Linked DNA regions of Homo sapiens: all the other regions are linked to region 1. The links are chromatin contacts, found by Hi-C or POLR2A ChIA-PET in ENCODE. All regions are on one chromosome and are shown on one strand. Each heading gives the region's core, a stretch centred on a gene start or an enhancer-like site at or near the end of the contact. The rest is flanking DNA. Distances are from core to core; before and after follow the strand shown.

Evidence for each region. A loop is a pair of places that touch in the nucleus more often than their neighbours do. ChIA-PET counts read pairs that join two places held with the same protein, here RNA polymerase II (POLR2A). Pooled maps may share reads with other maps.
Region 2: a map of PC-9 shows a loop between it and region 1 (9-fold over the local background). The contact joins two enhancer-like sites. A Hi-C loop is called at or near these places in 2 of 168 maps with a recorded cell type or tissue (IMR-90 and PC-9) and 2 of 50 pooled maps. POLR2A ChIA-PET finds 5 or more read pairs at or near these places in 1 of 52 experiments (PC-9).
Region 3: a map of PC-9 shows a loop between it and region 1 (24-fold over the local background). The contact joins two enhancer-like sites. A Hi-C loop is called at or near these places in 2 of 168 maps with a recorded cell type or tissue (IMR-90 and PC-9) and 2 of 50 pooled maps.

What each region holds. Positions count from the first base shown.
Region 1 is chr2:220,223,629-220,226,328 of GRCh38, reverse strand. All of the region lies in intron 2 of LOC105373893 (a long non-coding RNA gene), which reads right to left. Among named protein-coding and RNA genes, the nearest start is that of MIR4268, 320 kb to the right of the region's middle. Within about 2 kb of position 1,253, at least 3 of the 41 ENCODE cell types and tissues checked have a DNase peak (open chromatin) inside an H3K27ac peak, as active enhancers do; they include PC-9, where a contact is called at or near this core.
Region 2 is chr2:220,503,972-220,506,671 of GRCh38, reverse strand. No RefSeq gene overlaps it. Among named protein-coding and RNA genes, the nearest start is that of MIR4268, 600 kb to the right of the region's middle. Within about 2 kb of position 1,316, at least 4 of the 41 ENCODE cell types and tissues checked have a DNase peak (open chromatin) inside an H3K27ac peak, as active enhancers do; they include PC-9, where a contact is called at or near this core.
Region 3 is chr2:220,659,570-220,662,269 of GRCh38, reverse strand. No RefSeq gene overlaps it. Among named protein-coding and RNA genes, the nearest start is that of MIR4268, 750 kb to the right of the region's middle. Within about 2 kb of position 1,374, at least 2 of the 41 ENCODE cell types and tissues checked have a DNase peak (open chromatin) inside an H3K27ac peak, as active enhancers do; they include PC-9, where a contact is called at or near this core.

The sequences.
Region 1 (2,700 bases), core at 4-2,503:
TAGCCCTCCAGGAAAGGTTTGTCATCAGTCAGAGACAGAAACACTTGTACATGGATGCCCACATGAGTGAGCCAGAGGCTCTGCGTTCTGGATTTCTTCCCACCCAAAGACATTCTTTCACCTAGTTCCTCGCTGTTCACACTACCAGTCATTTCTGAGCCTCAGATAATTTCAACAAGATTTCCCAGCATTTCCATTTAGAAATTCACTTATCAATAAAAATCTCTTGTCATAATCTTATCATTTGTTCATTCTTTTGTTCATTCATTCAAATAGTTATTAAGGACCCCAAATACTAAGCATTGAGCTAGGTATTGACTGAACACAGACAGCTTACTGTTCATGGTCCCAGTAGGTGGAGGAATCATCATGAGAACAGATAAGAGTTGTAAAATAATAAAATAGATAACAGGACAATGATCATCATGGAAAATTTATCGAGCACATGTTATGCACCAGACTGTGCTCAGAACTTGATATTCCTTATTTTATTTAATCATCACAGCATTTCGATCTCTATTTTATAGATAAAGAAATCAACGCTTGGCGTGGTGGCTCATGCCTGTAATCCTAGCCCTTTAGGGGGCCGAGGCTGGTGGATCACGAGGTCAAGAGATCGAGACCATCCTGGCCAACGTGGTGAAACCCCATCTCTACTAAAAATACAAAAATTAGCTGGGCATGGTGGCATATGCCTGTAGTCCCAGCTACTCGGGAGGCTGAGGTGGAAGAATTGCTTGAACCAGGAGGTGGAGGTTGCAGTGAGCCGAGATCATTCCACTGCACTCCAGCCTGGCAACACAGTGAGACTCTGTCTCAGAAACAAAAAGAAAGAAAGAAATCAAGACTCAGCAACATTAAGCAACATGCAGAAACTGCACAGATAACTAACAAGAATGGAATTTAATCCAAGTTCTATCTGATTCCAAAGTCATTTACTAACTGTATGCCTTTGGGCAAATTGGTTAAGCACCATAAATCACCATTTCTAATCTGAAATGCCATCTAGGTCCCAAGGAAAGTAATTTCTACTAAGAGTTAGATTGCATGGCTGGGATGTTTACACTCTCACTGCCCACAGTATTCTTTATGTACACTATGTGTAAAAATCTAGCCTCTTGAATAATTTGCTTCTGAAATGGCAGTGGGAGGTTGGGGGAGCTTAAATAAATATTTACAGTGTTTATATCATGGGAGAATTTTCCAAATGGTGTGCCTTGAAATGCCACTTGCTATTACACAAACTGAAACCCTCCAGTCAAGGCATCTCTAGACTTCATCTTTACATCATGAGCTAGTGATGACAAGGTGATCACCAATTATCACATGACCCAGAGGGCTCCTGTTTCCTGAGCCCACATGGGCATGACTATGGCTCTGGAAGGACCAGAAGAGAACATCTCCTGAGAAAGTCCCTGAGCTGTGCGATTCACCCTATCAGGAGCCCAGTGGGTGGCTTTGTTGCCACGTGTGTACTTGATGGGGTCCCTGTGCCCCACGTGCTTATTCAGGCTCAGCTGCGGGCTGAGAGCCAAGCATCCACTGGAGAAGTGGGAAATACACATTTGGAAGAGACACAGAAACTGTGCTGAAAAAAAGGGCCAGAGAGAAAAGCTGCTGGGCAATCAGGGAAAAAAGCCAATCTGTCCCTGTGGTCTAAGGACAAAGGCACGTCTGGGACTTTGTCTCCCAGGCTGCAGCCAGGAGTGGAGAAGTCATTCAGCTCACAGAGATGAACTAAAGTGGTCCTCCTTACAGGAGCAGTTATAGGAGTATAACCAAAACAACAACAAAAGTATTTTTTTTAATAAACCTATGACATCACTGCTATCTAAGAAGAGTGTAGTATAGTTTAAAAAAAAAAACCTTCTATTCTTTTCCTTTTTAAATCTTTCTTTTCAGCTGAGCTGGGTTGTAAGGTTGTTAAGAGTGGGACTTCTGGAGTCAGGCACCTAAGTTCAAATCGTTACTACTTCCTAGCTATGAGATGTTGGGCAAGTTTTTAAACCTCCGTAAACCTCAATTTCCTTGACTGTAAATGAGAGTAATAATTATACCTCCCTCCCAGGGTTAGCAACAATTAAGCACCTGGAATTTAGTTAATGCTCAAGCAACTTCAGATATTTGTATGGCAGAATTGGGATAGAAACTGAAGACATGAATTGCTCTTAAGTAGTAGCTCTCAAAAGTTTTAGTCTCAGGATCAATTTATACTCTTAAAATTATTGAGGATCCCATAGAGTATTTGTTTATGTAGATTATATATGTCAATATTTACCATATTTGAATTTAAAACTGTAAAAACTTTTATGTATAAATATAAACAAGCTCATTTAAAGAAAGATAAGTCCATTATGTTTATAGGACATCTTTTTATGAAAAATAACTATACTTTCCAAAACTAAATAAATAATTCCAAAAATAATTTTACACTAGATTTTTACACATACTGTACAAAAAGAATACTGTGGGCAGTGAGAGTGTAAAATTTCCAAAAATTCCAAAAATAAATAAATCATTTATTAAGAAGAGTGGCATTGTTGTACATTTTTTTCAAACCTCTTTATTGTCTACCTTAATAGTATCTGCTGGATTCTTATATCTGCTTCTGCATGCGATCAGTTGTGATGTATCAATTTCATTAACATATATGAAGAAAATCCAGCCTCATCCAGATGTTTTGTGTGAAAAGGGAAAAGT
Region 2 (2,700 bases), core at 67-2,566, 280 kb before region 1:
AAGGAAGCCAGTTTACACACACACACACAGAGACACACACCTGCACACACACACACGCCTGCACACACAGAGAAAAATGATACGAGAATCTGGACAAGTCATAGCCCTGAGGTACTTCTTACATTCTTATGGTGGGAGTTGACATGAACTGTCTGTTTTATTTAGAAAACGAGCTGGTATGAACTCAGCAGCAGGGCTGGGGCTCCCACCAGGCCCCTGGCTGTGAGCTCCATCAACAATGTGAAGCCTTTCCCCATTCTATCACTTTTTATTTTATTAACTTATTGTTGAAGCCAGAATTCATATTTTTCACATCAAAGCTTGGTACAAAATGTCTCAAAATATCCTTCTAAATATCCGAGAATTACCACTTGGTTTTAGGTTACTTAATCTTCTCTCCATTCCAATGTCAAATAAGGAGATGAAGAGAGATTATTCATATTCAGTGATTTTCTAGAAAAGGATAGAATAGTGGATAAACGCAACTGAGGTGTGGCCATATGGTAAAAATATTCATGACCTAGTGAGTTCACATAATACAAATATACTTGTATTCACAATGTAATAAGTACCCTGCTTTTCTAGATGAAAGAATTATGTATTAGTTTTTGGAATTTTGTTAACATGATAATAATAACAACAGTAATGTTAGTAAAGGCTAACTAAGTGCAGATCTTGAGTCGGGTACCTCACATATGTGACCCCATTCAGCTTGCAGAATAGTGTTAGCACCAGCTGGAATGAAGAAGCTGAAGGTGAGCTGTATAAGAAACTTGCCCAAATTCATGTGGTTACAAAGCGGCTGGGCCAAGCAAGATTTGAACCAGTTACATTTCATTTTTGTAGCTGTTGTGTGAAAAATGATCGAAAAGTTCTACAAACAATTTTACCTGAAGCATATATTTCTTTTTATATATTGTCCTATATTAACCACCCTGATATTAAAAGAAGAGACCACATTTTAAAATTTATTTTTATCATTATCTCAGATTTGAATAGCTAGCTCTAACTTTAAAATCCATCCTCTCAATACTTTTAATTCAGTTTTTGCTCTTTCTATCAATATATATCTCTCCTCCTCTCCTTCTCTCCCTTGCTGTCTCCCTGCCTCTCTCTCCCTCTCTTGCTCTGTCTCTCCCTCTCACACACACACATGCAACCACACAAACACACTGTCTCTTTCTGTCTCTTTTACCTTCATTATCTCTTTGTCCTCGTGTGTATGAGTGTGTGGTGTGTCCCATAAAATAATCTTCACCTAGACAAATGCTGTAGCCTGCCCACTGATGATCTCAGCCCCACTCATTTCCTTGTTTACTCTGCAACCAGAATGATGTTTTCACAATGCTTCAAGGACTTCCCTTTGCTTTGAGCTTGGCTTTAACACAGCTTCCAGCCCTGCCCCTTCCTCCCTCCTTACACTCCTGGCCTCCCCTTTCCCCGACTGCCCCTTCTCTCTGTCCTCCAGTGACAGAGACCCACTTTCATTCCTCAAAGGACTCTCAGTCTCTTTGTCCACAAGGCCTTTTAAATGTGTTGTCCCTCACAGGGGAAGCTGTTCACACCTGCACTCTGACCCACCTGCTCTGTCCCATCCCAAACCTATTCACTCTTCAGATCTCCATCAAAACAGGCACCCTAGGGGCTGCACTCCCTCATTTCCAGGCTAGGGCATTCATCCCCATGATGCATCTCATAGCAAACAATAGCACTTCCATAATTAGAAATTACATATGGATTGGCTTGATTATTTGTTTCTGAGCCTCCCAGGAGACTTAAATTTCTACAAAGGCAAAGACCATGTTTGTTTTCCCTAATCTTGCATTTTATACGGGGTCTGACATAAAATAGGCAAAAACCATTTGTTAATTAAATAATTACAACTTAATTAAACTGCACCTCTACATTTTCAATACCACTGTTGAAACTTTCTTCCCCAAATTCTGAGCTAGTTATAAAATACATTTTAAATTGTATCCTCACGTCTTAATATCAGGGTGGTTAACATATTAAAATGAACAATTAGAAAGACAATGAAAAATGCCAGGTAAAATTGCCTTATGTGCTTCGATATCTTTTTTTTGTAGAAAAACAGCGAAAAGATGAAATTTAGCTGCTTGACATATTCCCAAGCTACTAGAGAAAAATATATATTGCCCAAGAGAATCAACTTTTTTTTCCTTGCATAGCCACTGGATGTTTCCTGGGAGAATTCAAACTACTGTGCACAAAAGCACTTTTTCATGGTGCATAGCCTCCCAGGTATACAGAAATTCACAAAGCAAAAGTCAGAGATCCATTAGAGAAACCGAGAGGAGAACTTCACCAACAAACAGCCTCAGGGCCTTGGCCCCATCATTCCCATTCCATCCTGTGTCCCTTGATATGGTTTGGCTATATCCCCACCCAAATCTCATCTTGAATTGTAGCTCCCATAATTCCCACATATTGTGGGAGGGACCCGATGGGAGATAACTGAATCATGGAAGCGGTTCCCTGCCTGCCCCCCCACATCCTGTTATTGTGATAGTGAATAGGTCTCACAAGATCTGATGGTTTTATAAGGTAATCCCTTTCACTTGGCTCTCATTCTCTCTCTTGTCTGCTGCCATATAAGATGTGCCTTTTGCCTTCTGCCATGATTGTGAGACCTCCCCAGCTATGTGCAACTGTGAGTTCATTAAACCTCTTTTTCTTTAT
Region 3 (2,700 bases), core at 125-2,624, 440 kb before region 1:
TTAAGCACACTGATGCATTTCAGATGTTTCTCTTCTTTGCTTTAGCTCAGAGCTGAATCTGTGGCCCATCTCTATTGAGCCTAAAGGTCTCTTTTTATTTATTTATTTATTTATCTTGTGGGCTAATCTCACCATGCCTTTATTTTATTTGATTCTTCCTATTTTCTCAATATCCTGATTTCCTCACTTACTTTTATATGGATTACCTATAGTTTTGAGATCCATCTGAAATAGTTTTTGAAACAAGTTGGGCTACACATGACCAGGAGAGTAAATAAGAAATAAGTCATCATTATTTGAGATTCTTTAATGCCACCTTTTTTGTGAAGCCTCCTCAGATTCTCCAAGGCAGAGTCAGTCAGTGTCTGCTTGGAAAGCCCGCATGCTTTGTTGATGCATTTATTCTAGTCTTTCTGCATTGCTTTATTAGTAATTGCTTACATATTTGTTCATCCCACCCTTCTGGAACACCTTCAAGCCAGGAACAAAAAAATTTAATTTCCCTATTATTTTCCCAGAATCTCATGCTGTAGGTAGGGACACATTTAATTCTTGCTGTATGAATAAATAAATAAATAATGATAATGTAAAAGAAACTTGGGTTAAACTTATCTGTTAAGAGAGCAGAGAATTGGGTAAAAGAATACAGAGAACAGGCTGGGCACAGTGGTTCATGCCTGTAATTCCAGCACTTTGAGAGGCCAAGGCAGATGGATCACCTGAGGTCAGGAGTTCAAGACCATCCTGGCCAACATGGTGAAACCCCATCTCTACTAAAAATACAAAAATTAGCTGGGCGTGGTGGTGGGCACATGTAATCCCAGCTACTTGGGAGGCTGAGGCAGGAGAATCACTTGAACCTGGGAAGCAGAGGTTGCAGTGAGCCGAGATTGCATGATTGCACTCCAGCCTGGGCGACAAGAGCAAAACTCTGTCTCAAGAATAAAAAAAAAAAAGAATACAGAGAACAGTGATCAGGAAGCTCTGAGATGAATGGCTCTATAGAAATACCAAGATACCCAGATGGCCTCAAGTAACTCAGGGTCAAAGCATCATTCTGAACATGTAGTTGAGAAACAGCAAGAGAAAGGAAGAGAAGGAGATTGCACTTGTTTGAGGGGAACATGAACAAGGCTAGATGTAAAGCATGTGGCCGTAAGAACAGTCACACAAGAAACACTTATTGAGCTACTACTGAATTATTGCACTGGAGGCTGTGCTTACATGTCATAAAAAACAAACAAACAAAGAAAAACAATAGTCTTGCAAGAACATGACCCCTTCATCCTGTGACTAAAGGCAGGCTATATGAATTAAAAATAATGAAAGCAGGATTGGGAAACACATACAAATTATGAGAATATTTACTGAGTGCTTTTATTTCACAGTTGCAATGACTCATTAATGTATTGTTCAGTGCTTCACCATTCACCTAGAGCTTTCATGGACATAGTCTCCCTTGGGACACACAGTGACCCTGTCAGGGCAAAAGGGCAAATGATTTTCTCTCTCTTTAGTAGATTAGGTGGCTGGGTCTCAGATAGCCTGAGGTACTTATACAAGTGCATTTACGTGGTTAGTGGTTGGTTGGTGGAACCAAAAGGGAGGTTTTTTTAGCTCACCATCTATAGCACAATATCCATTTTATTTTGCTGCCTCAACAAGTTTTAGACAATGCCTGGTAACAGCCTACCAATAAGACTGAAACTATTTGGAGAGGTTCATTGTGTTGGTTCACTCACTGTGACTTCCCGGAGCCTCTGGGATAAAGTTCAAGTTCATCAGCATAGCATTTGAGGCCCTTCCCAGACTGGCTCTACCTGCTCAGGTGGTGTAAGTCCCCACATTCTTTCCTGGTGCATCTATACCTGCTATGCTTCCTTCTGGGGGTTTGAGCCAAACAGCCATTCCTCCTCTGGAATCACAGAATATCAGTCAGGATCTTTGTTTACTCTTAAATGTTTCTACGTCCTTGCAAATTTTGCCTGTATTCCATGAAATATCCATATTTGTTTTAGCTATAAAAATGTTGAAGGGACTTGTTAATACTCTCAATAGCTTAGCCTTAGAGTGAAGCTGCAGACAGACATGTCATATTTATTCTCTGGCCTTAAGGACTGCCCTACATGAACCTCTGGAGGTGAAGCCCAAGTTGAAAGACAGGGCATTTTGTTACACTGTGAACTTACTCAAGACAGGGAATGTGTCTCATTCTTCTTTTTAACCCTAGCACATCCTCCGATGTATTATATATTAGCTGGCTGCCTGGCTGGCTCAATGGATGGATAAATGATAGATGATAGATGATAGATAGAAGCAATAGATGACACTATGCAAAGAGAAAAATATCTGTTTTTGCCAATTATATATAATTTTAAAAAGTATGCCCTATAATTAACCTCACGGTCTCTTCAACTTTTGCACAATGCTGTAACCCTTGTTGACATAAATATGAAAAGCTTATATATGATACAAAAATAAGAATGCATTCATATGAGCGTCTTTTGGCAAAGGTCCAATAGAAAACTTCTAAATCTAATTTACCTCATTAATTCTTTTCTCTGATATTCAGAGAAGGCTTTTTTCCTTTAGCATGTATAATAGCATAATGTAGGAAATATGTTCACTTTCAAAATCTCTGTGGGCTATGTTTATTGTTTATTGATTGTACCTATTCTAAACTATGCCTTTGCTAAAATT